Regions from separate parts of the Homo sapiens genome. Here region 1 is linked to region 2. Evidence: chromatin contacts called from ENCODE Hi-C data. All regions are on one chromosome and are shown on one strand. Each heading gives the region's core, a stretch centred on a gene start or an enhancer-like site at or near the end of the contact. The rest is flanking DNA. Distances are from core to core; before and after follow the strand shown.

Evidence for each region. A loop is a pair of places that touch in the nucleus more often than their neighbours do. Pooled maps may share reads with other maps.
Region 1: a loop to region 2 is called in a pooled map, with 6 times the contacts of the local background. The contact joins the promoter of QTMAN-AS1 here to the enhancer-like site in region 2. A Hi-C loop is called at or near these places in 2 of 37 single-sample maps with no recorded cell type and 5 of 50 pooled maps.

Annotation. Positions count from the first base shown.
Region 1 is chr2:143,935,205-143,940,195 of GRCh38, reverse strand. QTMAN-AS1 (QTMAN antisense RNA 1) reads right to left here and starts at 3,129. Exons shown (of 3, transcript NR_110237.1): 1 at 2,560-3,129. QTMAN (queuosine-tRNA mannosyltransferase) reads left to right here. Exons shown (of 12, transcript NM_001376312.2): 12 at 1-2,128. RefSeq lists a silencer at 2,628-2,827 and an enhancer at 3,022-3,705.
Region 2 is chr2:143,727,013-143,731,679 of GRCh38, reverse strand. The region is part of intron 13 of ARHGAP15 (Rho GTPase activating protein 15); the gene reads right to left. The region is part of intron 4 of ARHGAP15-AS1 (ARHGAP15 antisense RNA 1); the gene reads left to right. Among named protein-coding and RNA genes, the nearest start is that of ARHGAP15-AS1, 47 kb to the left of the region's middle. RefSeq lists an enhancer at 2,146-2,766. Within about 2 kb of position 1,344, at least 2 of the 41 ENCODE cell types and tissues checked have a DNase peak (open chromatin) inside an H3K27ac peak, as active enhancers do.

The sequences.
Region 1 (4,991 bases), core at 1,880-4,379, 210 kb before region 2:
AAAGGCATTCCAAAGGCAGAGAGCATGCCAAGTAAAAAGGCTTTGCTTCAGGATTATGGAGACAGTTCTGAAAAGCCAGCATAACTTAATGATCAATCAGAAAAATATAGAGCAGTAACTACACAACTGAAGGATGCATAAAAATTGTACAAAACGTTAATAGTGGAATGGGGAGGTAGGATGGGATTTTACGGGCAAGTATTAAGCTCTTGGAAAGCTTCATTTGTTGCCCTCAATCCACACAGCAGAAAGAAAGAGAAAGAGACAAACATGGTCAAAGAAAAGTATGTGGACAAATGTGGGGGGTAGAAAAGGAAATGAAGGTTAAGCAAGGCCAATATAATTCAGAATAAAAGGGAGGGAGGGAAGTATAAGGAGCCAGCTGTAATTACTGAATGTTACATTAAGAAGAGCTGAAATTGAGAGGGGGAGGTCTTGAGTATTTTACTAAGTGGATTAATGTCCTCTTCCTCGGGTGTCTGAAGTTGCAGATTTTAATTTATTTGGTGCAGGGATTTATTACAGAATTCTTAATGGGTGGGGAGATAAACAGGGACAATTATAAGCTCTTAAGAAGAAGAAAAGAGGACCATATAATACTTTCTATAAATTTAACTGTAATAAACAGGGTTTCAAGCTATGGACAAAGATAGTCAAAAAAAGCATTTATTCCATGATATAGGACTAAAAGGGAAATAAGAGGTGTGTCCAAAAAACTTAAAGACCAAAACAAAGAAAGAAAAACCCACATAGATGTGTGATGCCAGGATTTTGAATGACTTGGGAGCTAGTTATTGCCGCTCTCCTTTCTCCACCCATTTAAAAAAATAAATCATAACTCTGGCATTTAAAAACCTACTCATGAACATCATTTATTAATATAAACTTAATCCTGTGCTATTCTTTGGTGGGTGGTAAGAACATGAATTAACAACAACTGGACTAAAACGATGGCAACAGGATGATCCACTCAAACACAGGAAAGCTGTAAGAAAAAGAAAAACTCCTAATCTGCTCTTTCACCTTACTTATTTTACAGAAGGAGAAAGCCAAAAAGGGGAGAGCATGTGGCTAAACCACAGAAAGACTAGATGCCTAAAGGAAAAATTTTAAAGTGTTCCTAAATAGGTATTAGAAGGGGAAGGGGGATGTAAAGCTTATGTGATTTACATCATTTTGTTAATCTGCTAATCTACTTCCCTGGAAGGTGAGAAAGAGTGTTGTCTGCCTTCTGCAATTGAAGAGACTAGGGCAGAAACTTAATTATGTTCTTACCCTGTGTATACCTGGCTGTCATCTGGCTGGCAACTAGTCCACAAACTATTGGTTCAGGCATTTGCCTGGCAATAATGTTAGCCATCATTTAAATTGTTAAATATGGATCAGAAGATCTCTAAGAATTACTGATATGCAGCTATTAATACTGGATGTAAATAATATTATTTGGGGTGTGGGTAAATCATTTGACTGGAACCACATTTAAAAAAAGGACTTGGAAATTTTATTTTTGAAATGCTGTTGGGGAGATGGCATTGATGAAAAAAAAAATTGAAAATGGAAAAAAACATCATCTACAAAGAGATGGGTAAAAATGACTAAGCAAAGAAGCCTTGTCACCTTCGACCTGATGCTTCATTGTATCAGAAGAAAGTAAACAGATTGCTAACAAAGAGACCACCCCTTCTAATTTCCAAAACCGGCCCAGCAACAAGAGGGAGAAAATAGAGAAGAGTGCACTGCGTGGTGGCTCAGGGTGATCCTTTAATTTGAGTGTTAAAAATGAGGGCACAGACCTAGAGGTTTTTAATGGTCCGCGGGTGGACTTCAGATTCTGAACACTCCTCCACCTTCTGTGGAGAATTCGGGACACGGTGGAGTTTAACCAGTATCTTAAATCCCAGGGACAGGGTGGAGATTGCTTTGTGATCCTGATTAATTAAAAGGAAAGAAATCAAAGCAGACATCTCTCCTTTTTCCATTTGAGCCGCAGAGCCATGGAGGGGAACTTGTGCTCTCTGGTGCTTGCAGCTATGTTCCCTGGCTTTCATCGTCTTGGCTTTTCCCCTTGTATTTCTAATGCTGTGATACCAGGCCAATAAAATGGAATCTACAAAACTGCAAAACAAAATTGTGTGTATGTGTGTGTGTATTAGAATTTTACTGAAGATAATTGCAACACTTTAAGCACAAAATTTTTAACTTAAAATGTATGAGTAATGAAGTTTTAAGAAGCAAAATGTGCTCAAGCGGAGTATTTGTAGTCCCTTTTTTGTAAGAGGTTCCCCAGACCTCTGGGTGCATCAGCAAACTGTCCTACACGATGGAGCGTGCAGCTGCAATTTGGCCCCGGGCACCACCTATCCAGAGTTACTACCTAATGCATTTTACATTTGCACACATTGTCAAGGGGTGGGGGGCAGCTAAGAAGGGGCCTCCCCCCCACCCCCCAGCGTTCTGTTTCCTTTTGTCGCGGCCGTCAGCTGACACGTGGAAAATGTGGTGTACGGTTTTGTTTGCCTTTTATCTGTAATTAAGGATCCCTTGTCTGGGGCTTGCTACCTCTTTTCTTTCTGCCTCCCTGCCGCTCGGGTCTTCCGCCCTCGGTCAGGTCTGGCCTGGCGCACCGCAGCCTGGGGACTCCGGGTCGCCGGGCGGAGAAGCAGGCAGTGGGCGCAGGGACCTCCGCGGAGCCCGGCGCTCGCCTGCCGAGAGAGCGCACGCCCCGGCACGCCGGCCCCGGCTCGCCCGAGCCCCCGACCAGCTAGTGCCTTGCGTCGGGGCAGCTGCGCCCGCGTTGCCCAGAGCGGGTCGCCTTGCCGCGCGTCCGTTCCCTCCACACCGCTGCGCCTGAGCGGCCAGCGAGCCCGAGCTCCGGTCTGCGGCGGCGCCCGCCCTCGACGCCTAGCTCAGTCTCGTCCAGAGCGGTGGGGGGAGTTTTCTGCACCTTTCAGGCGCGGGAACATGTCGAGGGACGGGGGAGGACGTTGAGGTCACGAAGTCATCACCCACTCCTCTCGGCTGCGTGGGCGCTGCGGGAGCGCAGAGCCGGAGCACGAGGGGCTCGTCCCAGGGCGCGGGCCCCGCCAGCCCCTGGCGCTCCCACCCGCGCGCACTCCCTCGCACACCCGCGCTGGCACGCGCACCCTGGCGCGCGAACTCCCTGCCACGCGCGCGCTGTCACGCACACACACCGGCACGCACCCGCCACGCTCGCGCCGACACTCCCAGGCTGGCACACGCACACGCGGTGGGGACCCACCCCTGCCCGGGTTTGGCTGCGCCGGGCTCGCGTGCTCTCTCTCGGGCACCCCCGGGAAGGGAGCGCAGCTCGGTGGGCCGGCACCCTGTGCTTTATGCGTCTGAGGATTTCATTGAACTCGGTTCCCTGAGTCGGCCAGGCTCAGTCCTCAGCGAGGGAATACGATGAAGACGCACTAAGCAAAACCAGAAACACCGATGCCTACTACCTTTTCAAAAAACATAACTTGCCCTCAGCAATCCCGCGAAGGGGAGTGGGGATGGGCACGGGGACTCTCCGAAAGGGATTTTATCTACACAGTTTAGAATAACTCCTGTCTCTGGTATGTTCGGATATGTGATTTAAATCTCACCCCCCGGACGCTTTCTTTTTCACTTCACACCTGTATATTGAAATACAAACCTCATTTCTCCTCCTCACCACCAACTGGTTATTTAGGAGGAGTGGAGAAGAGGAGTTAAGCAATATTGGGGCAGGAGAATATTTAGAAGCATTACATTGATTTGTCACTCATTTGCTCTGATTAGCTTTTTGAAAACTTGTGAAGATATTCCTATTTTGAAGCTTGTATTTTGTTAAAAGCCTCCCTCACACTGCCGTGATTTATCATTATTTATCTGAGTATACACACGTATGTATAGGAGAAAAGGAATGCTGATCCTTCCTGATTTCAGCAGTGCCGTTTTCCTTTCTATCCATGTGGTTTTAGCATAATTTTCTCCCTCTTTCTCACCAATAGAGATATTATAGTACGCAAAAGCAGGGCACACCTGTGACCAAATACAAGCAACATTAGCCTGGAGTGTTTGCGAATACTCCTTGTCATCTGTCGCTCAAGATTTCCCCCCTCAGATTTGAAATATTCCCCAAACTGGTTTAAAGGTGTGAGCGGGTGGGTTAACACGTGAGAGCAGTCCAAAAGTAAAGCGAGGTTGGGAGAGGGTGGCCTACATAAACCAACTCTTGGAAGGCTGAACAAGAACGCATGGGAAGTGCATTAAGAAGAGACTGTAAACAATGATAATCAGGGCTTTCAAAAATCATAAAACGGATTGAAATATCTGATTCATTATTTATTCATCACAGCGCAACTTTGCGAATCTGAGAATAGTGTTTGGAAACCAAGTGCCTTCTATTTAGTACATCAAATCAGCAGATGGGTCTCCCTTCCAAACTGCGGCTAAAGGGTTAAAGCTATAATTTTAGAAAAGAATCTTAGGAAATGACACTCAGATCTAATATATTTCCTTTTCTTTCTGGCAATAATATCCCCCAAAGAATAAATATATACTTATTGATATCATGATAATGTTTCTCATTCTGAGTACAAGTGTCAGACTGATTCCCGTTTGTGTAAGTGTTTTTAAAACTGCGAGGACACTTTCGCTACTCTGAAAGCTGACGAGCCAATGAAGGGGAGCTTCTTTTAACTCCATAATAGCAGGTTACATAGTAAATGAACACTGATGGTCAAATAGCCAATTATGGTATAAATATCCGTTGTTTACAGAGAGGTGTTAAATGAGCCTTGGAGTACAAGGGATTAGGCCGATCTATGCTACAATTTGTTCTTCAACCCATTATGTCTTCCCTTTAAAAGGCCAGTGCCATTGTAGGTAGTACGCACACAGAACATACTTCTCTATGTTGATTTTAGTTTGCTTTATTTCGATGCACACTGTTGTTTACTTTTTAAAATTTAAATAAATGTCAGCATTGTATAATTTCTATG
Region 2 (4,667 bases), core at 95-2,594:
TTACAGCTATTCATAAGAAAGGCTATGAATTCAAAGTATGGAAAAGTCTCTGCAGTTAGGACCAGATCTCTGAATAGCAGATCTAAAAGAGCAGGATATTGAGCCAGGTCCTCTGAAGAAGTGGTAGAATCTGGGATAGGCAGAGAGCGCACAGAGGAACCTGAACTGGAGGGACGAGTGTGGAGAAAGTCCTAGAGAGGGAGATGTATGAGGCATGACTGGAATTGATGAGAAAATTCATTCATTTGGTGGAAAAGAAAAGCCTTCTTATATGGAGGTAATAGAGACCACCAGGCAGAGCTAAGAAAATGAAGCACCAACAATTTGATAGAAAAGGAATCTCTGTGATGGAATTACCCCCATTGGAAACCAGAAAATCTAACAACTCTAACTGTATTTAACGACCTAGAATAATTAGTCAGTTGGAGCTCAAATGCCTTCAAGGTAGTTTATTTCCATTTTCTTTCCACAATTTAAAGTAAATTTGGGTTATAGAACATGCAAAGTGGCTAGATGACTTGGGAAAGTCCCAAGTTTGCTCATCTTTGAAATGAGAGGATTGAGCAGTTTCCTTTCTAGCGTTTCACCTCTAAAACCAATAGACCATTTCCCTCTTAAAAATGAGGATAAAAGTCAACTATTACTCTCTATTGCTGCTCCACTTCTACTGGCCTCTTGGATGTCTCTGGTTAAACTCCCAGATGTCTGCAATAAATTCTGTGCACACTGAATCAAAAAAAAAAAAAAAAAGCCTTTTTCCCTTTTTTTTTTTTTTTTTTTTTTTTTTAAAGGAGTGCTCTAGGTGTTGACTGGACTGAAATTGCACAAAATTAAAAACAAAACCAACCCCTTCCCACACACCACCCAAACAAAAACCTTCTATATGTATCTGGAAGCCACTTTACTACTTCCTGATTTTTAGACTCAACAGTTACATTTTTAAAGAGACACTGCACTGTGGAATATAAACGTGTGAAATCTAAATACAAAATATAATGAAGCCCCTTGAACCAAGTCATGCAATGAGAAAATTTTAGGGCAGCCAGGCACTTTTGACTTTTGAACTCTATTTCTAGCTGTACTGCTGTTATTTGGTGGGTTTCGAGATGAGGCCAGCAACTTCCTAAGTGGCTTAGTTCACTCATTTTCAGAAGACACCCCTTATTCTCATGTTTGCAGCATCCTTCTTATAAGGGGCTTAGGATATTTAAGCCTCAACATTGTCCAATACGGAATAGTATACAGTCTTTATGAATTACCAGTTTGAAAGACAAAGAAATATTGCATACTTTTGTGTCAGCACGGGAAACACCCTTTTGTGAGTCACTCTCCAGCAAACTGAAAGAGACATACGATTACAGTGTGTGTCTAGGCCTTTCTAAGCCTCCAGCTCTAGGGACAATGAAGAACAGTAGAGGATGGTGGCTGGCACCAAGCACAGGTGACCAGAGAAATATCTTCTCACTTTGGCTGCGTTGTGGCAGCTCTTATTTTGGAATTTCTACTCTAGTATATGCCCAGTCATGTTACTAACAAACCCTTTTATATCTTCAAAGTAGCTTTCTATATATGGTGGTCTTTATCTTCTTTGAAAGCCATTCATTAGAACACTCCAAGTAATCTGATTTTCCTCTGTTCTCAATTCCTTGCCTCTTCTGTTTTTCTAAAGTCCAATTCCTGACCTCTATTAATACCTTTAGGACTCCTCTGTGGTCTTACCCCACTTTCTAGAACACATACTTATTTATGATTTCTCCCTCTCACCTCACAAAAAATCCCTAAACTTATACTTCTTCCAGAAAACTTCCTGGCTAAATGGAAGACTAGTCAAGATAACTTTCAACATGTACTTTCTAAAAATGCATTTAGTCACTTTGATTTAAGGCAATCTAAATCATTATTTCACTTGGTTTTCAATCTGTGTCTGCAATATCTCTGCTTTGCTGTGATCTATCTTAGCTTGTAACTTTGTAGAGAGAGCAGGATGTGTCAAATTCATTTTGAGAATGCCTTTGTAAGGTGAAAATTTGTTTTTCACAGATCTCATATTTATTGAGCACCTACTACATGCCAAGCACTGGACCAGCTTCTAGCATTACAGGGATGAACAATATATGTTCACCACTGTGGAAATCATCAAAAGCAGTAGCTGTTTCAATAGAAGTAGGCGTAATATGCAATGATGGTAAAGACTTGGAAAACAAAAGTGAATCGGACCAGGCAACAGCCCTGCTGAAAATGTGGGTGGCCAGTGAAAGTTTCTCTCTAAGGCCTTTTGACTTGATGAAAGACTGTATTAAATTGAATGTCAAGCAGATTTGACCCAGGAAATAATGACCAGTGAACAACAAGCAGAGCCTGATTGATTTCTACTTCCTGCATTGCTTAATAATCCTTTTAAAAGTGTTATTGTAGATGCCCTTGATTAGGGAAATGCATTTCCATTTTCTGAGCTGTAGGGTCTAAAACTGTGTTTGCTTTCTTGCTTTGTTCTTGCTTGGGTCCTTCATTTATCAGAACAATACTAACAAATGGCTCTTTTCTCAGGTATGTGAGCCGCAGGGGTAACTCAGACCTAAATTGCCTTTTCACTTTTTTTCTTGCTATGCATGCACATGCAAAAACGTCCACCTTCAGACTTTTTACTGGTACATCGCGGAGGAAACTTGAGTGTCGGTTTAAGTCTGCGTAACTGAGACCATAGCTCTGTGGCTTTCACTGCACTTCCCAGTGCTGAGTAGACTGCTGGGATTCCACAAATAAATAATAAAAATAATAATGATTTTTCAAGCATTTGGAAATGCTGAGTTGAAAGGTGTGGTGTAAGTGCAATGTTTTATTGTGAGAGTGGTAGCTCACGCATTATCTGCTCCTAATGGAGGGCGGCAGTAATGGAGAGGGAGGCACTTATGCCTCTAGACCGGGGTCCCTGAAGGCGGGGTGGGGCTCGGTCGGGCACTGTGGTAACACTTACTGTACACAGGAACTGCTTCCTTCCAGTCTAGCAAGAAGGTATGAGAAGAGTCATGCTGCTGCTTGTTCCCCTAAACCTTACAAAGTCATCATTGTTTCATTCCCATAGAGGATGTGACTGAAAAATCATACTAGAAGAATACTCCAGACTTACAAATATTAATTTAGGTTTTAGTTTGGGGCTCAAATAAATACATCATTGGTACGGGGCATGTCAACAGCTTGGATGTGAATATACCCTTTGTGTGTGATATGGGCTGAGTTATCCCACCTAACCCCACCCCAATTTATATGATAAGGCACCAGCTACCGTTAGCTCAGAATGTGACTGCATTTGGAGACTGGGCCTTTAAAAAGGTCATTAAGTTAAAAATAAGGCCATTAGGGTGGATTTTAATCCAATTTGACTGATGTCCTTATAGAAAGAGGAAATTTAGACTCGCAGAGAGACACCAGGGAAAAAAAGCACAAAAGTAAAACCACGTGAAGGGTAAAACAGCAAGAAGGTGGCCATGTGCAAGCCAAGGGGAGAGACCTCAGAATAAAACAAACCTGCTGATATCTTGACCTTGGACTTCCAGCCTCCAGAAGTGTGAGAACATAAATGGCTGCTTTTTAAGCCGCCTGGTGTGTCGTATTGTGTTATGGCTGCCCTAGCAAACTAACACAGTCTGGGATTATCCAGACTTCAGATTCACATTGAACACTGCAGTATAATATAGAAAAAAGATACACATTTTTAAAAAATTCAGTATAGTCTGAATGCTTTTCCAGCTAACTCCATAACTTTAATTATAAAACAAACGTAACCTGTGTCAAATTATGAATATGTTAACATATTGAATGAGGACAAGAAAAATAAGCACCAGATTTAGGCTCCATAGGCATTTGAAGGTAGAGTAAAAAAAATCTGGTTTCCTTGACCACATTGTCATAATATGCATATATAACAGTTTATTGAATCCAGGCTGTGTAGACAACCAGAAGAACTCTGTCTCCATACCATTACAATGCATGCCCACAACAAAGACTCATGGAGAACAGCCCCGTTCATTCGATCTGTCTGAGCCTTACCAACATGAGAGCTGAAAACCTTACCTCTGTCTAAAGTATATCTATGTAGCCATCCATAAGTTATTAACTGGAGTCCCTGGGCTCTGCTGCTGAAAATATTAATATATTCAAATCTCATTCTAGCTACTGCAAAAAACAGTACATCAGATAAATGCATTAATATCTTTCTTAAACAAAAGAACCTGAGGTTATTTTTTTAAAAGTTTCTTTCTTTTTCCTTGGACTCCCACTGAAATATAGGTGATATATGGCCGAATAAGGTAAAGCGGCCATCAGGTACCAAAGTGCAGGATTGACTGTATCTATAAAACTCTGTTTATTATACTTGAAATACAACACTCTTTCGTGTGAACTGTAGGCTGAGTACTGTTCATCACATCCAATGGCAGAAATGTTTTCTTTTTACTTTCTTAGACATTTTACCCAGTGGAAATGACATGTCCTCTAATTGCAGTTGATGCTACCTCTACCCTATCAATATTCTCACCTCATCCTAAGGGCTGGCTCTTTTGCATACAAGTACAGCCTCAGTGGAGTTGGAAGGCAAAGCTTTGCTGAGAACCAGCAAGCCGAGTGGAAAGGCTGGAAGAGGTTAGGGCAGTGATGGAGGGGGTAACTGA